Regions from separate parts of the Homo sapiens genome. Here all the other regions are linked to region 3. Evidence: chromatin contacts called from ENCODE Hi-C or POLR2A ChIA-PET data. All regions are on one chromosome and are shown on one strand. The core of a region is the stretch at or near the end of the contact, and the rest is flanking DNA. Distances in the headings are between cores, read along the strand shown.

Region 1 (2,850 bases), core at 159-2,658, 1.6 Mb before region 3:
TCCAGCTACTCAGGAGGCTGAGGCAGGAGAATCGCTTGAACCCGGAAGGCGGAGGTTGCAGTGAGCCGAGATCGCGCCACATTGCACTCCAGCCTGGCGACAGAGCAAGACTCCGTCTCAAAAAAAAAAAAAAAAAAAAAGTGAACCTCCAATGAAGATATTCAATAGAATAAATATTCGGAATAAATTGAATGGTCTCCTAAAAATAGGGCTTTATTTTTCCCAACTACTTTAAAGGTATTTTTAACTAGCGATGTTAGATTTTCTTTCTTAATCCTACTAAAGTATAGCTGAGTATCTTCGTCTTGTTAATTTAGCCTCCAGAAAATTCTAATTTAGTAGTCTGCAATGCCGTAAAATGTTAAACTAGCAACAGATGAAAAAAAATCCGAGTAGAAACAGCAGGCAGGGATCTAAGGTGGAGTAAAAATAGCCACAAATTAGAAACCAGGAGAAAAGGTATATAGTATTTTACTTTCAATATTAATTTTCCTCCAAAGGTCAAGATTTCTGATTAAGAGTTCTCAGATTAAGATGAGCTAGCTTTGAGACACTTTGTTGTGCGGGTCATAGCTTTGTCTAAAAACAAACAAAAAACTTTGGGAAACTTTTCGAAGGCGCGCTTCCAAACTTCAGGCGCCGAGTCTATTTCACATGTGGGGCCATGTGTCCCACAAGTGAATCGTTTACACCACAGATATTCCTCAAAAGGAGACTAAACCAACTTCGCTCTCTTGTTACTTTGACAATAAAAGAGGAACCTTACTCCAGGTCAGTCCTGGATGCCAAGCCTAGGGACTAAGGGATTGCTTTTCCTCTTCTCAAATGTAAGTACACCAGACGCTGCCCCTCCGCGGGGTCTGGAGAGGACGAGCAACTCAGTGGGGATTGGAGCCGACCGCTCGGCTTCAGAGGTCCCGGGACGCCCTTAGGAGGCAGGGCGCCCGTACAGGTGGCGGCTAAGACGGTTGGGGACTGGGGTCGCCCCTCGGCCGGAGCCACAGGGAGAGGCCTGTGCGTGGCAGCCACGGGAGCGACTCACCTCGGCGTCTTCCTTGCACTGTGGAAGGGAAGGGAACTCCAGCTTCACGTCCTCCATGGTGCTGGCCCGCGGGCTGGTGGGTGGGGTGGGAGAGTGTTACACAGCCGGCCGACCCTCGGGCTGGCTGCGGCGGCGGAAGGAAGGAGGGCCGGCGGAGCGGAGGGCTGACAGGAGGGCGGCGGGATTACAACTAACACACGCAGACTACAGGGTCCCAGTGACTCCAGCAGCGGCGGCGGCGAAGACAGGGAAGAGGAGGGTCGGGCGTCTTACACCCGGCCGCCATGCCGCTGCCGTCTCCCTCCCCCAGAGTCTCCGTACCCCTCAGGCCGCCCAGGATCCAGCACAGGAACCAGCCCGACAACCGTCTCCCCGCCTCCTTCCCGCCCCCTCCACCCGCGTCGCCTCAGCCAATCCCAGCCCACGCTCGCCTTCTGCCCGCCCTCCGCCGCCGCCAGGTGTCAGCGCGCCACCGCCCTGCTCCGCCCCTTCGCTAGAGCGCAGACGCTTGGGGGTGGGGGGGGCGGAGCCTCGGATGCTGCTAGGCCACAGCTCACCCGGCGTGGAGGAGGCGGGGCTGCGGTGGGACAGGACGAGTGAAGGTCCTGGGAAAGGCAGTGGGGCGGTCCGAGCCAGCTCCGCCCTTTCCAGACAGGACGTAGAGCCCTTCTTTAACATAAGAACAAACAGGCAAAACAGGCTACCCACCAGTGGCATCCGAAAGGAAAGCTATAGTTTCTCCCCTCTCAAAATTCTGCGCAATCTATGCTGAGTTTATAACCAAATGACTAATAAATGAAGAGTTCAATTTAAAATCACGTGGTGCCATACAGAAAATAAAATACCCATCACCTTTAAGCAAAGAATTAAACGGCTCAATTTAAAATTTTTTAAAGTATTTTAAGAGTACTTGAAAATACAACTCAGTTTAGATTACCTAGAAAATATCAAGAATGGCAACTAGAAAAAAATCAGAAAAAGGAACTGATAGCTGACTCAGTAAATTGTATATAATACTGTAAAATTTCTTCCATTATTATATTTTGAAATAAAAATAATAAACCAGATGGCTTTCAATATCTTTTAAAAGGAGTTTGCCAGCCTGAGCAAAATAGTAAGACCCCCCTCTCTAAAAAACAATTTTAAAATTCCCTGGGTGTGGTGGCGTTATGCCTGTAAACCCATGGTGAAAAGATTTGGGCCGGGCGCGGAGGCTCACGCCTGTAATCCCAGCACTTTGGGCGGCTGAGGCGTGTGGATCACCTGAGGTCGGGAGTTTGAGACCAGCCTGACCAACATGGAGAAACCCCGTCTCTACTAAAAATACAAAAATTAGCTGGGTGTGGTGGCGCATGCCAGTAATCGCAGCTACTTAGAAGGCTGAGGCAGGAGAACCGCTTAAATCCGGGAGGCGGAGGTTGCAATGAGCTGAGATAGTGCAATGGCACTACAGCCTGGGCAACAAGAGCGAAACTCCATCTCAAAAAAAATCAAAAATAAAAAAAGAAAGAAAGGATTTGTACACCAAATTGATTCTTTAAAAAACCACCGCCAGCACAAAGGTAAAAGGCAAGATAGTCACTCCTTAACTAAATGCAAATTATAAGTGAAAAGATCACATAGATATTTGACTTAAACCTCCCCCTACATTCTACTTTTTGTCACATAAAATGCACTGCCAACACATAGAAATAGAACTGTACAATAATTTGAGTATGAGATGGCTAACTTGACCACTCCATTTTCTATTTTAACTGTTCATCTTCTAAAATTATAAAAAGGCACATAATATCCTGCTAGGAAGTTTT
Region 2 (2,797 bases), core at 227-2,726, 1.5 Mb after region 3:
TGTAGAAATCCCATTCTTCAAGGTCTACCTCAAAGGTCTCTCAAATGTACCTCGAACTGGAATTAATTTCTCTTCTTGGCTCCTTTCGTACTTCATGAGCACACCCATGATTTAATACAGAATATTTTCCTTAGCTGTACATATGTTGTTGGTGCACAAACGTTGTATGTTGAAGTCTTGGAGATAATCCTGTTTCCCACAGATTAGAAAATTTTGAGGGCAAGGAGCAAGTTATATCTAGTTTACAAATCTCTGACTCCCCTCCTTCCTTAATCATATAATACAATGCCTAACTTAATGATTGGGTAGGGGGACCCCACTAGAACCCTGACATAACATACCTTAAAGAAGTGTTGTATTTCAATTTATAAAAGTTTATATGTAAAAGTTTCTGGAATTGTTGCACCCTGTGCTACATTTTATAAATCTAGTTAAAGCTTTGATTTCAGAGCAGTTTTATCTGGAGGCATTATAAATGACCATATGGAATGTAGGTATCTTTCAGCAGAAATTCGTTTATTGACATTGGTTTTTTGCATTTTTGCATTTGCTTTTCATTACTTGTTTTGTCACCAAATTATCTGGTCAAAGCAACATACACTGCACATTACTTGTTTATTACTTTACATTCAGCCAATTACATTTAAGAATCAAATACACTAAATGCCAAAGAATCTCATTTTTTTTTGGAATGGTGTAGGTGTATTTCTTGGAGGAGTGTGTCAAAAAAATAAATTTGAAAACGTACTCTCTTTAACAAAATAAAAGCAAACCCTACCGTTGACTCGTGATCATTACAGCTGATTTTAAGTTGTTTTGTAAATTTATTCCAGTAGGTGTCACTGGTGAGTCGAGGAAAAACTCCTTTCCCAAGTGTAACGTTTTAATTAAAAGAAAGTAAAAGGTTTAATCAATAAAAAAGACTATGAGAATATTCATCTCTTGAGAGTCCAAAATTAACGTATTTATTGTTCAAAAGAGACGGGGTCTCGCTATGTTGCCCAGGCTGGAGTGCAGTGGCTATTCACAGGCGCGATCCCACTACTGATCAGCACGGGAGTTTTGACCTGCTCCGTTTCCGACCTGGGCCGGTTCACCCCTCCTTAGGCAACCTGGTGGTCCCCCGCTCCCGGGAGGTCACCATATTGATGCCGAACTTAGTGCGGACACCCGATCGGCATAGCGCACTACAGCCCAGAACTCCTGGACTCAAGCGATCCTCCAGCCTCAGCCTCCCGAGTAGCTGGGACTACAGGCACGCGCCACCGCGCCCGGCGGTCGGATACCGGCGCAGAATAGCACTAGAAGCTGTGGTATGGTGACGTCATCAACTGGGCCAGCCCACAACGCCTCTAAGATTTCATTTTACTCACCCAGCGAAACAACCTGACCACACTGCGCACGCGTTTCCTTTGAGCACTGCATTCTGGGTAAACTGTCTCAAAAATTTGAAGAGCGCATGCGTGGGCCAGCTTCTTCCTTTTACCTCGTTGCACTGCTGAGAGCAAGATGGGTCACCAGCAGCTGTACTGGAGCCACCCGCGAAAATTCGGCCAGGGTTCTCGCTCTTGGTGAGAAATAGTTTGTGATTTTGGGGAAGCGTTGCCGTGGAGCGCTAGGCTGCTTAAAATCTCAAGTAGAGGAGGCCACGGGCGGCACGAGGGAGCACGCCGACTGGGAGTCGCTGGTGCCGCCATTACAGGCCTGTACTGTGGCTTGGGAGTCCCGGGATGCGGGTAGTAGCCGTCTGAGTGCGGAGTCTTGTAATTTCTATGACCTGCAAAACCGCTGTCTCTTTTCTTACAGTCGTGTCTGTTCAAACCGGCACGGTCTGATCCGGAAATATGGCCTCAATATGTGCCGCCAGTGTTTCCGTCAGTACGCGAAGGATATCGGTTTCATTAAGGTAGGCGTCTGCAGGCGTACTCCATGTTGTTTGGGCAGAGAAGGTTGTGGGGGTTATTTTTTCCGCGAAAGACAAACGGACAGATCTTCCCTGGAGTGGTAATTCTGAGCATTCGACCAAGAGCTTTTCCTCTTTTTTTAGTTGGTAGCTGGTGACAGTGTTGATGGTTTGGGCAATCAAATTAATAGAATGGAGAAGGTGAAGGACTTAGTCTTTCCTACTCCCTTTTTTACCTAGATAGCTTAGCCAGTTTTAGGTGCCGTGTATTGTGTTTGGTGAAATTCACTTTAGAGAAGCCACTAAAATTGTTTTACATTTGTTTCATTTATCAATCTTGTAAGTACCTATTCTCTTTTTTTTTTTTTTAGAGATAGGGTCTCCCTCTGTCGCCCAGGTTGAAGTGCAGTGGCGTTGTTACGGCTCACTGCAGCCTCGAACTCCTCCTGGTCTCAGGCGATCCTCTTGCCTTGGCGTCCCGAGTAGCTGGGACTAAAGGCTCTTGCCACCACGCGCGGCTGTACCTAGATATTTTCTAACCAAATATATGTATTAACCGCTGACCCCAAGTTTTTTTTTTTTTTTTTTTGAGTCGGAGTCGCACTCACCCAACCTGGAGTGCGATGGCGTGATCTCCGCTCAGTGCAACCTCCGCCTCCCCGGTTCAAGCGATTCTCCTGCCTCAGCCTCCTGAATAGCTGGGATTACAGGCGCCTGCCACCATGTCCGGCTAATTTTTTTATTTTTAGTAGAGACGGGGTTTTACCATGTTGGTCAGGCTGGTCTCGAACTGCTGACCTCGTGATCCGCCTGCTTCGGCCTCCCAAAGTGCTGAGATTACAGGCGTGAGCCACCGCGCCCGGCCAACCCAAAATGTTTGAAAGCGTCATACAC
Region 3 (2,824 bases), core at 52-2,551:
ACTATTTCAAATGTTACTACCTCAGAATGTCACTTGACTCAAAGATTTTCCTTTCCTTTTCTTCTTCCTCCCTCCCTTTCTTCCCTTCCTTCCGCCTTTCCTTTCCCCCCCCCTTCCTTCCTCCCTCTCTCCCTCTTTCCCTTCTTCCCTCCCTCCCTCCCTCCTTGTACAGGGACTAACACTAGAATCACCGCCTCACCATGCCCCTCGTTGGAAGAAACAGAAAGGCACACGATGCTGTAAGCTATGGCAGATGCCCAGGGCACGTGGGGTTGAATAATGCTGTTTGGAGTGAAACACTGAGACTCCGCAGTCACACAGTGATTCATTTACAGAGCTTTACTAAACTACGGGCACTCAGAAATAGACAAACTGTTCTTGCCTCAACCGAACCAAAGGCCCAGCGGGCCTCGAAAAAGCTCAGCCAGGTGCTTTGGGAGGCCGCGAGGAGGAAGAAGGATCCGTGGAAGGAAGCACGTTCACACCACGGCACTGAGGCCTCTGGGCCGAGCTATAATTTAAAGCATGAAACGAAGGGGTCATAGATTCTGACTAATGCTGACCATTTCCATCGGTTACCCAGTTGAATCTCATGTCGACACTAGGAAATCGACTTTATACATGCTCTTTAGGAAACGAGGGACGCAGGATGAAAGAAGCCAAGAGTGTCGCCAGGGCTTGCGCCAGCGCCGTCAGACTCCCGGGATGGGGGAGCTCCAGGGCACGGCGTCAGCGGATTCACGGAGAAGGAGAAAAGCCCCACTGCCGTGCAGAAGCCTAGGCCCGGGTGAGACGCCTGCGAAGGCTGCCAGCAGCGGAAGAGAAGGGGCGTCCTCCGTGCTGCGCAGCACTCGCCCGCGGTAGGTGGGCGCGGAGCTCAGAGCTGGGAGCCAAACGCAAACGCTGGCGAGAAGCCCCAGCCCCCTCCGGCAGCCCACTCGCTGCGGGGAGGGGTTTCTCACGCCCCCAGCTCCTGGGAGACTGCACCGGAGGTCGGAAGTAAGCCGGGCGAGGATGAATCATCCCGCCTAACTCCTCCTTCCCGGTCCCCTAGCCTCCGCACGCCGGCCCCCTTCAGAGATCTTGCAGCCGCGAGCGAAGACTGCCCTATCCTCAGACTCTACCGAACCCCCTGTGGCCTGCGGAGACGAGGAGACGGACGGGTCTGGTGGCCAATGAGAGCTTCGATCTCTTGCCCCCCGCCCAATGGGCCGCTGCTCATGGGCCGGGGCGGGACTAGGAGGGCAGGTAGGGGCGGTCCGGGCTGGCGCGCGGCGCGGCGGCTACGCGGCTGCGGCTCACAGAGCTAGCGCCTCTCTGGGTGTCCGTGCCAGTGCTGCGCGGGAAGGCACCACCACCACAGCCGCCGCCGCTGGCCAGGGTGCTGGACAAGACGGGCCCGTCGGCCACCTCGCCAGCTCAGGCACCCGCTGCAGCCGTCGCTGTCTCCTCCCAGACCGGTCCCCATGGAGGAGATGGAAGAGGAGTTGAAATGCCCCGTGTGCGGCTCCTTCTATCGGGAGCCCATCATCCTGCCCTGCTCTCACAATTTGTGTCAGGCGTGCGCCCGCAACATCCTGGTGCAGACCCCAGAGTCTGAATCCCCCCAGAGCCATCGGGCCGCGGGCTCCGGGGTCTCCGACTATGACTATCTGGACCTGGACAAGATGAGCCTATACAGCGAGGCGGACAGCGGCTATGGCTCCTACGGGGGGTTCGCCAGCGCCCCCACTACCCCGTGCCAGAAGTCCCCCAACGGCGTCCGCGTGTTTCCCCCGGCTATGCCGCCACCGGCCACCCACTTGTCACCGGCCCTGGCCCCGGTGCCCCGCAACTCCTGTATCACCTGCCCCCAGTGTCACCGCAGCCTCATCCTGGATGACCGGGGGCTCCGCGGCTTCCCCAAGAATCGCGTACTGGAAGGGGTAATTGACCGCTACCAGCAGAGCAAAGCCGCGGCCCTCAAGTGCCAGCTCTGCGAGAAGGCGCCCAAGGAAGCCACCGTCATGTGCGAACAGTGCGATGTCTTCTACTGCGATCCGTGCCGCCTGCGCTGCCACCCGCCCCGGGGGCCCCTAGCCAAGCACCGCCTGGTGCCCCCGGCCCAGGGTCGTGTGAGCCGGAGGCTGAGCCCACGCAAGGTCTCCACCTGCACAGACCACGAGCTGGAGAACCACAGCATGTACTGCGTGCAATGCAAGATGCCCGTGTGCTACCAGTGCTTGGAGGAGGGCAAACACTCCAGCCACGAAGTCAAGGCTCTGGGGGCCATGTGGAAACTACATAAGGTGAGTCCTAAGAAAACCCACTCCTAACTCCCTGCGTCTCCGATCATCCGGTTTTGCAGCAGACGGTCCCCGTCTCTTGCGCACAGCGCATCCCAGTGGGGGCGCAATGCAGGTGCCTTCGATGTTTACCTCCCTGGTCTGGTGCATTGCAGGAGGCATGGGGGAATCTTAACCGGCGCACGGGGGAGTTGAATGCCCCCACAGAGTTGTTGCGGGGATGCCTTAGAGCGGGTCTCTCGGGGCGCGCTGCCTGCGAGCGGGACTCAGGGCGCCCCCTTTCCGCGGCGGGTCTGCAGCCAGTGGCCGCGGCCAGTGTGTGGGAAAGCACTGCATAGCTGGGTAGAGCCGCGCCAGTGCCCAGGGCCGCTAGGCACGCTCGAGGGCAGGGCGGGCTGCGAACCCTCGGGGAGGGACTGGGATGGGGGCGGTGGGGTCGCGCGGACGGCGGGAGTCTGTCGCTGCTGGATAGGCGGACCTGGTGAGGCACGGCGGAGGGTCGGGGAGACGCCGCAGGCGGAATACTGATGAGCCCGGCT
Region 4 (2,726 bases), core at 10-2,509, 1.6 Mb before region 3:
ACTTTTTGGCAACAGCTAAATAAAAAAGCAAATTACCATCACCCCCTATTCCCCAAACTCCATCACCTACCTGCCCAACACTCTGTAGGGCCTTCAGATCATTTTCAGACTTTTCATACTGCTTGGTAAGTTCTTTTAATTGTTCCCTTACTGAAATAATACAATTTGAACATTTTTAATTGAACAGTAATCTTAGTGTGTTTAAGTCGCTACGTCTCACTTTACTGTTTACGTAAGTCTACTTCACTTTACCTAAGTTTCACATCCACTGTTTCAAACCATAAAAGAAATAATGCTGTTTGTAATGAGTAGGTGGCATGTATAACAACAAAATGTTACAGAGAAAGCACCATACTTTTACTTTGTTGATCGGCAATACTTGTTTAAGCACATCTTAAGTTATAGTCTTAGAAGATATTGACACCCTGACACTTAGGATTTGCGACTACAAATCCGAATGATAATCACTTAGACCCTTCCTCACCTCTTCACCTACCCACGTGGATTGTTCTCTGACATTCTACCCTAAATAAAGTCAACAAATGCAGTTCTCCACAGAATCATGTAATTATGGTCCTCCATTTAATTAAACTACTCATGCTTTTCAATGAAAATGCACTGGAAAAAAAAGTTAAGCACTCAGGAGGTAAGGGAAATTTGTATGCCTGATACAGTACAACACGAAACACAAGACGATATGGGTTATTATGACAACTGGAACACTTCTCTCTTAAGCTCCGCGGCCGTCTTTCGACTCCAAGAACAAGCCGACTCCCTGAGTCTCATCTCTTGTTTGAGCTTACTTGACTCAAGCGCCTTCCCCTCTCCAAGTCCCGGGACTCCACCAAGACTGCCCTTCTTGCACCCTAACCTGGGAAACATCCTCGGCCCACTTCCCCACTCCTCCTCTACTTCTTTTTCATTTTCACCTCAAGGCCGCCGATGTTCTGTCACCCGGGCTGGACTGGGCCATTTCTACACCCGAAGGAGTGCTGCTCCACAAGCTCAGGGCCGGATGACAAAGCGCCTTGTCCCTGGCCCTAGGCCTGGTCATCTCTAAGGCTCGGTTGCCGGGCTCGGCGAAAGGCTTCTGCTTTGTCAGAGGCAGAAGCGAGTCGAGGCACTTGATTAAATGGAAAGAAAGGTGCACTCACACTCCTTAAGACGGCCGTCGATCTCCTTGTGTTCAAGCAACTTCTTGCGGTAGTCCTGAAGCGCCTTATCTCTAGGGTCCGCCATGATGAGAAGCCGTCTCTCATAGGGGATGCCGGGAATGGCCATGGCCGTCCGGGCGGGGGAAGGGGCGGGGCGAGGGGCGAAACCCTGCCTGGAGGGGTGGGTTCGCCCATGAGCCCTCCCCTTCCGGTTGGCCCCGTCTTTCTACTCCACTTCCACCTCTATGTCTCGGTTCACCTAGAGCGCCGGCATACACTGAAAGAGGCCTCCACCTATACCGTTTCTTGCAAGCCGAGATAGGTAAAGCAGGACTCAGTTATCCCGGTCTTCCCCTGAGAGGCCTCAGTATTAAGTCACTGCTGTCCCGGAAGTATAAAAGGCTCTGTAATAAACTGAGATGGAAGTGAAGTAGGAAATGTGTAATACCTCAAAGGAGTTCCGATGGCCTGTCGACACAACACAGATGGCCTTTGTTATAACACAGTACTGTCCAAGACCTCCACGTGCTGGAGAAGTAGACAGTTTTATTCATCCATTCAGTCAGTGAATGAGGTATTAAAGGTAGATCTGCTTATCATTTGATAGGAAATAATAATAAAAAAAACTTCAGAGTTTAACAAATACTGTGAAGGAATTAAAACACGGTGAGAAGTATGGTGGGAAGAATTAATCTAGAACAGATATCTGAGATGAGAAGGAGCCAGCCTTGCAACAACTGAAGAAAACCTAAACAAACAGTGCAAGTCCTGGAGTGGAGTGGGGTGGGGGTTGTGGGTAGAAAGCTTGACTCACTTCCAGGAACAGAAAGGAGGCCAATGAGACCAGTAGGGGGTGGGTTGTAGAGATGTGGGGTACAAGATAAAGATGCTGAAGTAGGCTGAGGCAGGAACTTTGAAGTCTGATAGAACCTTCAGATTTATGTATTTATTTATTTACTTTTGAGATGGAGTCTTGCTCCTGCCGCACAGGCTGGAGCGGTGACGCGATCTCAGCTCACTGCAACCTCCACCTCCCGGGTTCAAGCAATTCTCCTTCCTCAGCCTCCGGAGTAGCTGGCATTACAGGTGTGCGCCACCACAACCGGCTAATTTTTGTATTTTTAGTAGAGACGGGGTTTCGCCATGTTGGCCATGCTGGTCTCGAACTGCTGACTTCAGGTGATCCACCCTCCTCAGCCTCCCAAAGTGCTAGGATTACAGGTGTGAGGCACTGCGCCCGGCCAGATTTTTTTTTTTTTTTTTTTTTTTTTGAGTCTGTGTCTCACTCTGTCACCCAGGCTGCAGTGTAGTGGTGCGATCTTGGCTCACTGCAACCTCTGCCTCCCGGGTTCAAGCGATTGTCGTGCCTCACCCTCCTGAGAAGCTGGGATTACAGGCGCCCGCCACCACGCCCGGCTCATTTTTGTATTTTCAGTAGGAATGGGGTTTCACCATGTTGGCCAGGCTGGTCTCCAACTACTGACCTCAAGTGATCCGCCCGCCTCAGCCTCCCAAAGTGTTGGGATTACAGGCGTGAGCCACGACGCCTGGCCAACTTTCAGATTTTTGTGA

Evidence for each region. A loop is a pair of places that touch in the nucleus more often than their neighbours do. ChIA-PET counts read pairs that join two places held with the same protein, here RNA polymerase II (POLR2A). Pooled maps may share reads with other maps.
Region 1: a map of B cell shows a loop between it and region 3 (35-fold over the local background). The contact joins the promoter of STYX here to the promoter of TRIM9 in region 3. A Hi-C loop is called at or near these places in 2 of 168 maps with a recorded cell type or tissue (B cell and naive thymus-derived CD4-positive, alpha-beta T cell) and 3 of 50 pooled maps.
Region 2: a map of naive thymus-derived CD4-positive, alpha-beta T cell shows a loop between it and region 3 (5-fold over the local background). The contact joins the promoter of RPS29 here to the promoter of TRIM9 in region 3. A Hi-C loop is called at or near these places in 1 of 168 maps with a recorded cell type or tissue (naive thymus-derived CD4-positive, alpha-beta T cell), 1 of 37 single-sample maps with no recorded cell type and 8 of 50 pooled maps. POLR2A ChIA-PET finds 5 or more read pairs at or near these places in 2 of 52 experiments (T-cell and naive thymus-derived CD8-positive, alpha-beta T cell).
Region 4: a loop to region 3 is called in a pooled map, with 12 times the contacts of the local background. The contact joins the promoter of PSMC6 here to the promoter of TRIM9 in region 3. A Hi-C loop is called at or near these places in 1 of 168 maps with a recorded cell type or tissue (B cell) and 5 of 50 pooled maps. POLR2A ChIA-PET finds 5 or more read pairs at or near these places in 1 of 52 experiments (SK-N-SH).

The regions. Positions count from the first base shown.
Region 1 is chr14:52,728,724-52,731,573 of GRCh38, reverse strand. It overlaps STYX (serine/threonine/tyrosine interacting protein), which reads right to left and starts at 1,408. Exons shown (of 11, transcript NM_145251.4): 1 at 1,043-1,408. The coding sequence starts at 1,099. RefSeq lists silencers at 1,114-1,193, 1,264-1,723.
Region 2 is chr14:49,585,059-49,587,855 of GRCh38, reverse strand. It overlaps RPS29 (ribosomal protein S29), which reads left to right and starts at 1,476. Exons shown (of 3, transcript NM_001032.5): 1 at 1,476-1,571; 2 at 1,807-1,906. The coding sequence starts at 1,510. It also overlaps RN7SL1. RefSeq lists enhancers at 916-1,425, 1,298-1,797, 2,396-2,445.
Region 3 is chr14:51,093,582-51,096,405 of GRCh38, reverse strand. TRIM9 (tripartite motif containing 9) reads left to right here and starts at 1,301. Exons shown (of 13, transcript NM_001387360.1): 1 at 1,301-2,288. The coding sequence starts at 1,467. RefSeq lists a silencer at 1,240-1,309.
Region 4 is chr14:52,705,733-52,708,458 of GRCh38, reverse strand. PSMC6 (proteasome 26S subunit, ATPase 6) reads right to left here and starts at 1,259. Exons shown (of 14, transcript NM_002806.5): 1 at 1,155-1,259; 2 at 71-150. The coding sequence starts at 1,239. RefSeq lists enhancers at 899-948, 969-1,218, 1,519-1,578, 1,599-1,708.